2 separate regions of the Homo sapiens genome follow, and region 1 is linked to region 2. A link is a contact called in ENCODE Hi-C or POLR2A ChIA-PET data. All regions are on one chromosome and are shown on one strand. The core of a region is the stretch at or near the end of the contact, and the rest is flanking DNA. Distances in the headings are between cores, read along the strand shown. Region 1 overlaps SDHAF2 (succinate dehydrogenase complex assembly factor 2). Region 2 holds the start of VPS37C (VPS37C subunit of ESCRT-I).

Region 1 (5,474 bases), core at 1,458-3,957, 280 kb before region 2:
ATCCCATCGGAATCTTTTCCCAGTGATGTTTAAAAATATGAACCAGGTCTGTATTGGTGCCACCCTGGCTGGAGCAGAAGACATACCAGATGACCTCCAGATAACACTCAAAGCCAGTAAGAGTGCTTCTACAATGACCCCCAAAAGACACACTCTGTCTAAGGCACAGAAAGCTCCAGCACAAGGTGTTTGGCTTATGGATTTTTAAGACTTAGGATGATTAAAAGGAAACGATGGAAAGAGAACAGCCTTTCCTGACCCAATTTAAGGTGTCACGTGGAGAGCCTGTGCAGGACTCACAAGACCACTTGAGTCGGTCAGGACAGGGCCAGACGCTCATATGCCCCACACAGGCTCTGAATGAGGTCAGTAAGCAGGGATGTGTCAAAGTAAAAGGAATGAGTCTAGCTTCTGTGCATTAGCGATCCTTCGGGGGCTGCTGGCCCTTGCTATATGTTTATTAATTCCTAAAAAAATGCACTGTGGCCGGCCTAGTTTTACTTAATGCCTAATAAAGGGAAAAACTGTTTACATAGCATCCCTGGGCCTGACAACTGAGCAGGTGAACTTAGCAAGATCCTTCACTTTCAAAGATGACACAATCCAGCAGCCTGGGAGGAAAACAATTCCTCTAGAAGCATGCCATTCCCAGGTGAAAGCGGCAGCAATTGAACATTGTGTTAAATAAGACAAAATCAGGATAAGAAGGGATCAAACCCGAGGGGGAGAAAAGTTCCAACTACATCCTTGGCTACTGGGGTTTGTTGCATAACGTGCAAAGGATAAATGGGTAAGTCACCGCCCAATTCATGTGCACTTCGTACAGTCCAGATCTATGTCTATATATAAACTCCCGGCCTGCTTAACATTCTCCCCAGGGTACATAAATGCAGCCCGAGAGAATAGCCAGAGTCTTCAGCAAGCTCCCAGGGAGACGTCTCCTTCCTCGCCTGCCCTGCTTCTGCGAGTCTCACTTCCATTCCTTGCTTAGGGGAGAGTGCTAGATTTTTCCATCAAAGGTCTTGTCACCAGGGTCTGTTTTCTCTCTCGTCTTCACTGGGAGGTAAGACATTCTGTGGTTCTATTAATAGGCTCAGCTTTCTGACCTGCAGATGAGAAACCCTGGATGTAGCTATGGTGACCTCATTGATATGCCAGGCAATTTGTGTTAGGGACAGGTTTTAAGTCTCAGACTGAGGCTATGACTAAATGCTGACATTCATATCTAGAGTACATACTGTGCAAGTTACCATGTAAGAGCTTTGTGTGTTTCATCTCATCAACTAGCTGAGACAGGAAGCATTGTCATCCCCATTTTATAGATGAGGCAACTGAGGCTCAGGTCAATTCATGTATCCAGCAGGTAAGCAGCAGAGCCAGGATTTAAATGTGTAACCAGTGCACTGCGCTGCTTCCTCACAGAAGCTTCACTGGGTGATCAAGTTCAGATCTACTCACTTGGCGAAGCACCTGGCAGATTCCTACCCACCATGTAACACAGAGGTCATGTCTCAGAACTGTCACATCTATTTGCCACAGCTTTCCCAAACAGAGACTTCTATTAAATTTCCAGCAGTAAGGCAGTGTGTTCTAGTAGAAAGTTCAAGAGCTTTGGAGGCAGACTGAGCTATACTAAATTCTGCTTTTTCGACTCAATAGCTACCTGACCTTGGACAAATTACTTCCTCTCTCTGAGCCCACTTTCTTATGTATAAAATACAGGTAACACCACTAGTCTAGAGTGCTGTGAGGCTTAACTGTGATTACGTAAAGGCTAGATCTCTTCCCTTCCCTCCTGAGCCACCAGGGATACTGAAGAGCAGGCAGGAACCATGAGGTGGCTCTGTAGGAACCCTGGAGCTCAACAATGCTGGAAACATGTGCGTGTGTAGTCCCTGTGTGCGGCTCCTATAATCACCAACCACCTGCTCATCAAATCTGGCCGACCTTCTTCTAGTCAACACCTTTAGATGCACCTGGTCCAGTCTGGGTGACTGATTCTACTGCCTAGATTACAGCTCTGAGGGCAAAACCCCTCCAGGGAGGGCACCACTAGCAACACAGAAGTCACACAGCCCTAGAGCTTTTAAAAACACTTCTAACTAATTCATTCTAATATATTATTTCTTATGTATTATTATTTAGTCAACTAATTGTGAAGACTGTAGGAATGAGGGGGAAAGTTTTCTATAGTGCTACATGAAAATAAAACCTGTAATTGTGAACTTGTAAAACTCTATAAACATGACTATGGGTTATATGAAAATAGACAAAATTAAAATTAATTGTGAGGGCTGGGAAATTGTAAATTTCCTTTTTTCAGTATGCTTTAATAATTCTCTTTCAAATTACAAAGTGCACGTTTTAAAGAAAGCCCAATGATGAAGATGTTGACTCCTAAGCAGTGTGCCCACACCACTCCTGCCTGTGGCCCTCATTCTGCCTGCTGTGCCTTTGAAGGATTCAGCTCAGGAGGCTGGGATCAGCTTCCCTTCGCAGAAGGAGCCATACCAGGTTGGAAGTGGGGAGTTCCACTTCAACAAAGCCCTGGGCCACTGAGGGCGGGGAGCTGCAGGGAGGGCGGGAGGCTTTCCATACAGCACGCACAGCTGGCTGCCTCTTTTCTTTGAGTACACTTGGGCTGAGGCAATGAGCAAGCACAACTGCTTCGCCTGCAGTGCCCTCTCGTGGCAGACTTGCCTCTAGAGATAGCAGCCAGGCAAAGCCTGCATGCCAGCGCTGCTGACAAATCACTTTTGAGGCTCAGAGCTGAACAAAAAAGTATGAGAATGAGTCACATTGTGCATTTACATGTATGTCCTAGGAGAGGGTTATGTCCATCACTTGAGGCAGGACCAGTGGTCTGGGGTAGGGCAGCTGGGCATCTAAGAAGCCGGAAGCAAGGCTAACGTCCATCATAAGTAGTTACCATCCACAGACTGAACCCCCATGCCAGGCCGTGGAGCACAGCTCAACGTGGCTTTTCAAAGAGGTACTCAAGATCTGGGGCACGCAGTCTCTGCTCTTTGTTTTTGTTTTTAGCAAAGTCTCTCAGCAGGGCCATGACTTCATTTTCAAATATTTCTGGGGCTGGTTTAGCTTCTGCAAGAGAAGAGTGGGCAGAAAAAATTATGCCATAGTCAGTCAATGCTCAGGTATGAGAATCTTAAAACTCGAAACACTGGCCAAGAACCACAGATGGATATATAGACTGTCTCCATCCTTCTTCTAAATATACACGATGTTAGCCTATACCAGGGGGTGGCAAACTGTGTGAGCCTATATTTGCAAGTCGTTTTATTGGAACAGCTGCTCCCAATGGTTTACATATTACCCATGCTCCTTTTGTGTTATGACAGCAGAATTGGGTACTTGCAACAGAGACCATATGACTACAAGTAAAATACTTACTATCTGGTCCTTTATGAACAAGTTTGCTGACCCCTGGCCCGCACAATCTTGGCTGTACTATTTTGCTTTGCATTTGGCAATTCCATTGTTCCCCAGACATTGTGTTTTCCCTTGCAATGTATATATCTCTTGAAACAAAAGCTCTCTCCTTTGTCTATCAGTTAGAGGTCCTCAGTTTTAAGAGACAGAAACTAATAACTCTAGTAAACTTAAGCAAAAAGGAATTTATTGGAAGGATATTGGAGGCACACAGAACTGTCATGAGCCTAAAGAACCAGATTTCAGTGAACGGGCAACATAGGCACTGAGTCAGAAGAATGAGAAGGCCAGCCTCAGTCTACGGCAGTGGGTCTGGCAGTGTGCTGCTCCCCCTGACCTTTCTCTACACCCTTGGGACACTTATTTAAGATGCCAATTACAAGCAAAGCCTCCCACTGCCAAAGCCGAGGCAATGTGCTCCAGAATTACCCTTCCACCAACACTAGGTACGACGCCAGGAGAGAGAATTCCTCAAAACCAAGTCAGATTCTCCCTTACTCAGCACAGGGCCTGGCATCTAGTGAGGGCTCTGTTTTCATGTGACAATCAACATAAGATCAAAGAGGTTTTGGCTTCCCCCAAGAAAGTAGAAAGTTGGAAAGAATATTGCACTCACTGTAACAACAAGAAAAAGCCAGATAAATTACAAATATTATGACTTTTCTCAAAGATATCAGAGAACTGAGGTCACGAGGCAACCCAACAGACGAAACCTAAGGAAAAAGAGGCCCTTCAAAGGAGAAACGAGAGCCATGCACTTGCTCACCTGTGGCAGGCACAGGAAGAAGAGACACTGGACATCATACAAATGGGTAAAAGGAATTCAGCTAAAAAAATTTTTTTTTTTGTTTGAGACGAGTCTCACTCTGTCGCCCAGGCTGGAGTGCAGTGGTGCGATCTGGACTCACTGCAAGCTCCACCTCCTGGGCTCACGCCATTCTCCCGCCTCAGCCTCCCGAGTAGCTGGCACCACAGGCGCCCGCCACCACGCTCGGCTGATTTTTTGTAATTTTTTTTTTTTTAGTAGAGATGGGGTTTCACTGTGTTAGTCAGGCTGGTCTTGGTCTCCTGACCTTGTGATCCGCCCACCTCTGCCTCCCAAAGTGCTGGGATCACAGGCGTGAGCCACCACGCCCAGCCAAAAAAATTTGTTTTAAATTAATACAGACAGGGCCAGCCTTATGTTGCCCAGGGGAGACTGCAGTGGCTAGTCAGAGGTGCAATTCCACCACTGATCAGCACAGGAATTTCGACCTGTCCCATTTCCAGCGTGGGCTGGTTCACCCCTCCTTAGGGAATCGGGTGGTCCCCTGCTTCTGAGAGGTCAACATACTGTTGCCAACTTTACAGCAGACACCTGATTGGTATAGAGCACTGCAGCCAAGAATTCCTGGGCTCCAGCGATCCTGCTGCCTCAGCCTCCAGGGCAGCTGGGACTGCAGGCCTGTGCCACTAAAATTTGCAATGAATTGTTAAAAGCCAAGTGTGGGCTAGCATGAGTGTATAAAACCACAGACACAGGCTGGGCACAGTGGCTCACGCCTGTAATCCCAGCACTTTGGGAGGCCGAGGCGGGTGGATCACGAGGTCAGGAGATCAAGACCATCCTGGCTAAAACGGTGAAACCCCGTCTCTACTGAAAATACAAAAAATTAGCCGGGCGTGGTGGCGGGCGCCTGTAGTCCCAGCTACTCGGGATGCTGAGGCAGCAGAATGGCATGAACCCAAGAGGCAGAGCTTGCAGTGAGCCGATATCGCGCCACTGCCTCCAGTCTGGGTGACAGAGTGAGACTCCGTCTCAAAAAAAAAAAAAATTAGCCAGGTGTGGTGGCACGTGATTGTAGTCTCAGCTACTCAGGAGGCTGAGGCAGGAGAATCGCTTGAACCTGGGAGGTGGAGGTTGCAGTGAGCCGAGAGGGTGCCACTGCACTCCAGCCTGGGCGACAGAGCCAGCTTCCACTCTAAGCACACGTTAACGCTAGACACTAGTAATGCAATGAAGGTAACCAAAGCAAAAACAACCC
Region 2 (6,092 bases), core at 859-3,358:
TGCACTCCAGCCTGGGCAACAAGAGAGAAACTCCGTCTCAAAAAAAAAAAAAAATCACATAGCACAAAAAGGCTTATGACAAAAAATTAAGGTCATCTGCCCTGGCCCTCCCTAACCCTCAGAAACAATTTCAACCTAGCTTTCAAACAGGTGCTGTCAATGGGAGTCACTCTGACATTCTGTACCAAGTGAAATGTTTGCAAAACCAACATGCCCCCGCTCAAAGGAGTCACCAGTGTCTCAGAAGGGTCAGCAGCTGACCTTCTTCATGGACCCCTTCTGTTATAAGAAGGAGTTTTGACAAATTCAGTTTGACAGAGTTTAATTGAGCAAATAATGATTTGTGAATCAGTCAGCCCCCAGAACCAGAATAGGTTCAGAGTGACTCTGAGGCTGCCAGGTGGTTGGATAACATTTAGGGATAGAAAACGGAAAGCAGGTTGGGCGTGGTGGCTCATGCCTGTAATTCCAACACTTTGGGAAGCCGAGGCTGGAGGATTGCTTGAGTCCAGGAGTTCCAGACCAGCCTGGGCAACATAGCGAATCTCCATTTCTATTAAAAAATAATCATTAAAATTTAAAAATAAGAAAAGAAAAAGGAAATAGATGTCCAGAAAACAGAAGCGAGGTACAGAAACAGTTGGACCAGTTATGTAAGCGCAGAACCAGCCCCATCTGGTTCAACTTTGTGTAATAAAGTGGTGAGTTGTTTTTTCAGTTGCCATGATCCCAGGTTGCAAGTTATGTAACCTGAGCGTGCCCAGAAGAACCAAGCATGCAACCACAGGCGCAACCTAAATGCTCAGACCAAAGAACCGGAACAGAATTAAGAAGTAGATACATGGTATAAGCCATGATCTAATCAGATTGAGCCATGGCATCATCCCATGGCAAGATCCAGTCAGATCATTGCTTATTGCAAGATTCAATCAGATCACTGCTCATTACCCTCTGCCTATAACACCTGTCACAGCCCCTGGCTTGGGGAGACAGATTTGAGCATGTCTCCTTCCCAGTTGACTTGCAACAAATCTTTCCCTCTACAAAAACCTGATACTTCGGTGTTTGGCTTTCTGAGGGCAAAGGGATCCAGTTTGGTTCCCTACCAATGACAGATTGACATTTGCCTTATTGGAACAAGGTTTGAACAGGTGGCTGCCTGTGATTGGCTGAAACTCTGTGATTGGTATGAGTAGGATCCAGTTCACTATGTACGGAGAAACCTTTAGGACAAACTTAAGATACGCCAGGAGACAACTTTAGGCTAAACTGGACACTTCTCCCCTTTTGGTCAACCTCTTGATTTTGAGAGGTTGGAAACTTTAGACATTGACATCAGTTACCATTGTAAATAGACTTATTTGGTCTCAAATTCCCCTGGGAAATAGCAGAGCAGTGGGTTTCATAGGTGGGAAAGGGAACAGAATAGAAAAAAAAAAAAAAACACCTGATTAGTTAACATCAGGTCACTTCAGATTCCTTTTTTTAAGGGTTAGAGCAGAGGGGGCTTCCTTATTATGCTGGACTCTCCTGTTTCCAGGGGGGAAGGGAGGAGATGGGGAATACTGGTAATTCTGTAGAATGAATGGGTGGGGGAAAGAGATTAACTAGTAAATGGAAATGAGTGTGTGGTGGCCTTGGGGCTCCTCAGTCTGAGCTCAGCCCATCTGGGGCTCCTCCTAGGTTCTGGGCTTCCATCTGCTTCCCCCTCCTTTTGGGTCCCTCTGAGAAGCCTCCCAAGATCGAGCTGTGTACAGAGCGAGTCCTCGCTGGCCACTCGGAAGGCGGCGGACGTCCGCGCCGGCGCACTAGCCCAGAGCGGCCTGGTCTCCGCCCAGTGGGCGGGGCCTCTTACCGGGGGCGGGGCCGAGGCGTGCGGCGAGCGCTGGAGGGGTCTCGTGGGCGCTCCCGTGGTTGTGGCCCGGGCGGCCGCGAGCGTGTGTGTGTGGCACGATGTCGTGGTAACTCAGAGGCGCGCGAGGCGGGGCGGCCAACGGGGTCGCGGGGCGAGCACGCGCGCCACTGGGGCGCCGGACGTTGCAAGGGGGTCACATCCGGTAGGGGGCGGGCCTGGCGGACCCCGGAAGTGTGGGCGCGGCTGCGGTTTAACCCGCGGTGGCGGCGGCGACGGCGGCCCTGGCAGGTGAGCGGAGACTGGGGAGGGTCCCGGCTCTGCCGCAGGCGGGCGGGGCAGAGGACGACGGTGGGGGCGGCGCCGGCCGTGGCTCCCGGAGCGCCCCCGCCTGCCCGCCTCATCCTGGCAGAGGCCGGTGATTGGGCACGAGGGGCGCGTGACTCTCGCCGGGGGCCGGCGCCCCTGCCCCTCGCGGTGGGAGGGAGGGAGGGAGAGCGCGAGGCGCCGCCCCGGCTCCCCGGCGGGTCGCACCTCCAGTTCCGCCCCACCACTCACCGCCACCCTCCTTTCTGCGTCTCTGCAGGCCCTCGTCCCATATGTGAGCATCTTGCGGTCACAATTCTGATGACATTAGAGCCAATTAGCCCATTGTATAGATGGGGAAGCTGAGGCCTAAGAGTAGGGTCCGACTTGCCAGAGGGCACGCGGGAGACGAGTGGCAGAGGGGAGGTTGGAGGGACTTTGCTCTGTGACTTACTGGCTTGTGCCCTTTCTCCAGGGCATTGAGAGATGGGAGTTTCAGCTTTGGCTTTGTTCAGGACTCAGACTTGGACCTCCCAGCATCACTGAACATTTCTTACCCCGGGACCCTCTGGGCGCAAAGGGCACTGATGTATACATACCCATTATATGCCTGGTTCCTCTTCATTTCCTCCTCAGCCGATGAGGCGATTTCCCACTTTACGGATGGGAGAAGGAGTTAACTGGAGGTGTTTTGTGAGTTACTGGCAGAGTGGACTCTACAACCTGGGGTTTTAGTCGCTGAGCTGAGGCAGTGCTTTCCCAGCTACACCTTGTCTGGGCTCACTTACCCTGGGAATGTCAGTCTTCAGCTCCAGAAACTTCCCACTCATTTCCCTTCGCTCCAGCGGTACCTCAGTTCTCTTGCTGCCTAAGGCCTTTTCCACCCTCTTTATTGGCTCCAGGAGTCCCATTTCCTACTAATGCACCAAGATGCTGCCACCAGACTCTCAGTTCTGTGACTTTTGGCCTTAGAGCTGGAGGTGGTGGTGACCGAGGAACTGGGGAAAGAAAGACTCTTACTTTGTTGTCCAAAGCTGCAACCCTGCAGACACCTGAACTCTGTAGTTCCGGGTGGGATCGGGGACTGTTGCAATGAAAATACTGGACGCTAAACTGAGTCTTTGTTCTTTGCGGTCATAGTGCCCAGAAAAGCCTTTTACCTAGATTATCTTGGAAATGTGGTTCCGTGCCTTTGTAATTTCCATTAAGTAGAACATTTTCATTGTAGACTTTCTGAGCAGTTTCTGGCCGCTGTTTTGCAGGTAGCAATAGCTGTGATTTGTTGCTTGGCTTCATATGCTGGGCACTGTTCTAGGGCTTTCTGAACATACCGAATTTTGCGAACATGTCCAAATAGGTGATGATCCCGTTTTACAGATGAAGTGAGTTGCGGAGATGTTAGATAACCTGGCTAGTGTCACACAGCCAGTAAGTGGCCAAGTTTGGATTTTTTTTTTTTTTTTTTTTTTTTTTTGAGACGGAGTCTTGATCTGTCGCCCAGGCTGGAGTGAAGTGGTGTGATCTCAGCTCACTGCAACCTCCGCCCCCTGGTTCAAGCGATTCTCCTGCCTCAGCCTCCCAAGTAGCTGGGATTATAGGTGCCCACCACCACGCCCGGCTAATTTTTGTATTTTTTATTTATTTATTTATTTATTTTTTTTTGAGACGGAGTCTCGCTCTGTCGCCCAGGCTGGAGTGCAGTGGCGGGATCTCGGCTCACTGCAAGCAATTTTTGTATTTTTTAGTAGAGACGGGGTTTCACCATGTTGGCCAGGCTGGTCTCGAACTCCTGAGCTCAGGTGATCCACCCGCTTTGGCCTCCCAAAGTGCTAGGATTACAGGTGTGAGCCACTGCGTCTGGCCACAAGTGAGATTTGTAACCCATCAGTCTTATTTCGAAGTTAATGTGCTTTTAACTCTGTGATACTGCCTCTCAGACCGTTTAGTTTCCCAAAGGTGCTGGACCTTAAGAATAATTTCTGATGCTTGTTAAAAATACAGAGCTCCACCTCTAGAGATTCTTGGGCTATTGTCTGGAGGAGGGCCCAGAAATCTATTAACAAATGCACTGGGTGATTCTTACGGTAAGGCAAGTTTGGGAAACACTGCCTTTAAGAACTTTGTAGATTTGCTGGGCCACTGGTAGCTTGGAAGTGACATTATTCCTGAGGATTCTTGTTTTCTTTTTGTTTATTGCTTTGAAATTTGTTAATTTGCCCTTAAAAAGCCTTTGGGTTAACTAGCCATATGAATCATTTCTGGACACTCTTGGCCAGTAATAGTAGGGGTTTTCCAGGCTGACAAAATTAGATCACTCAAGACCTGATTTAATGGATTTAGCTCTTTTAATCCAGCTGGATCTCTGTTGTGTGGAAATTCTGTTAGAAGTGTCCTTGAAGGATGTGGCGTTTCCACAAGGTTTTGGTCTGTTCCCAGGTGCTTACCGAATGACAGAGAGGTGTCTAATGGCAGCACTGTCTGAGGTTTTGCTAGCTGTAAAGGCATGTTTACTTAGTAGGTGCTCCTTCCAATTCATATCTCACCTCTTTATCTTCCTTTACTGGTTTATGTGAAAGACTTAAGCAAATATCAAACAGGTTTGTCTTGATTTAGCTGGGGCTGACAAGTAGGACCCCTGGGGCTTAGGATGGGCTGGAGAGGAGAGAGAGTCTCCCCAGTGAACCTCAAACAGATAGCTCAGGCAGGTAGGCCCTACCTTTGAAGACCTGTTAGTATTTTTAGTTCCGCTGATTTATCTGGTCCCACCTCAAGCAGGATTACAACTAGTCACGGATAAAGTCAGCATTATAGGATTACTTTATTCTCCTATCTGGTAAACACTGATTTCTAATTTATTTTCTTTTAAATAGAGAACATACTTCTCTATTAAATTTGCTGAGACTTCTTCTGTGGTCTGTCTTGGTAAATGTTCTGTGAGCACTTGAGAAGATTGCATCTTCTGCTATTGCCGGGTCAAGTGTTCTATAACTTTCAATTCAGGCAGGTTGGCTTGTAATGTTCAAGTCTTCTGTGTCCTTACTGATTTTTGGTCTTCCGTTCTTTCAGTTATTGAGAGAGGGACATTGACACTTCTGATTGTAATTGTGGATTCGTCCATTTCCCCTTGTAGTTTTATCAATTTGTGTTTCACATGTTTTGAAGCTCTGCTGTTAATTGCATAAACCTTTATGAGTATTATATTCCGTGTATGAATTGACCTTCTTTATTGTATTGCATTAGTCTGTTTTGCATTGCTATAAAGGAATACCTGAAGCTGGATAATTTATAAAGAAAAGAGATTCATTTGGCTCACGGTTCTACAGGCTGTACAAGAAGCATAGTACCAGCATCTGCTTCTGGTGAGGACTCAGGAAGCTTTTACTCGTCTCAGAAGGTGAAAGGGGAACAGGTGTGTCACACAGCCACAGAGGGAGCAAGAGAGATGCCAGGCCCTTTTAAGCAGCCAGCTCTCATGTGAACTAAGAGAGCAAGAGCTCATTACTGTGGGAGGGCACCAAGCCATTCATGAGGGATCTGTCCTGTGACCTAAACATGTCTCACTAGGCCCTACCTCCAACATTGGAAATCAAATTTTAACGGATTTGGAGGAGACAAATATCCAAGCTGTATCATTGATCATGAAAAGACCCTTTTAGCCCCCGGAAATAGTCTTTGCTCTGAAATCTACTTTGTCTGATATTAGTATAGCTAATTCAGCTTTAAAAAAATAGTGTTAGGAATTGATTTCCAGAGTATGTAAAGAACTTCTACTACCCAACAACAAAAAACAACCCGATTCAAAAGTGGGTGAAGGACTTGAATAGATATTTCTTCAAAGAAGATACACAAATGACCAATAAGCACATGAAAAGATGCTCAACATCACTAGTCATTATGGAATGCAAATCAATACCACAGTGAGCTACCACTTCAC

The links. A loop is a pair of places that touch in the nucleus more often than their neighbours do. ChIA-PET counts read pairs that join two places held with the same protein, here RNA polymerase II (POLR2A). Pooled maps may share reads with other maps.
Region 1: a loop to region 2 is called in a pooled map, with 5 times the contacts of the local background. The contact joins the enhancer-like site here to the promoter of VPS37C in region 2. A Hi-C loop is called at or near these places in 1 of 168 maps with a recorded cell type or tissue (B cell), 10 of 37 single-sample maps with no recorded cell type and 9 of 50 pooled maps. POLR2A ChIA-PET finds 5 or more read pairs at or near these places in 2 of 52 experiments (HEK293 and WTC11).

Annotation. Positions count from the first base shown.
Region 1 is chr11:61,443,569-61,449,042 of GRCh38, reverse strand. SDHAF2 (succinate dehydrogenase complex assembly factor 2) reads right to left here. Exons shown (of 4, transcript NM_017841.4): 4 at 2,310-3,102. The coding sequence ends at 2,972. It also overlaps the pseudogene RN7SL23P. Among named protein-coding and RNA genes, the nearest start is that of SDHAF2, 16 kb to the right of the region's middle. RefSeq lists an enhancer at 1,954-2,701. Within about 2 kb of position 2,707, at least 16 of the 41 ENCODE cell types and tissues checked have a DNase peak (open chromatin) inside an H3K27ac peak, as active enhancers do.
Region 2 is chr11:61,157,442-61,163,533 of GRCh38, reverse strand. It overlaps VPS37C (VPS37C subunit of ESCRT-I), which reads left to right and starts at 2,108. Exons shown (of 5, transcript NM_017966.5): 1 at 2,108-2,143. RefSeq lists enhancers at 1,519-1,658, 1,669-1,718, 1,459-2,051, 2,052-2,645 and a silencer at 1,709-2,468.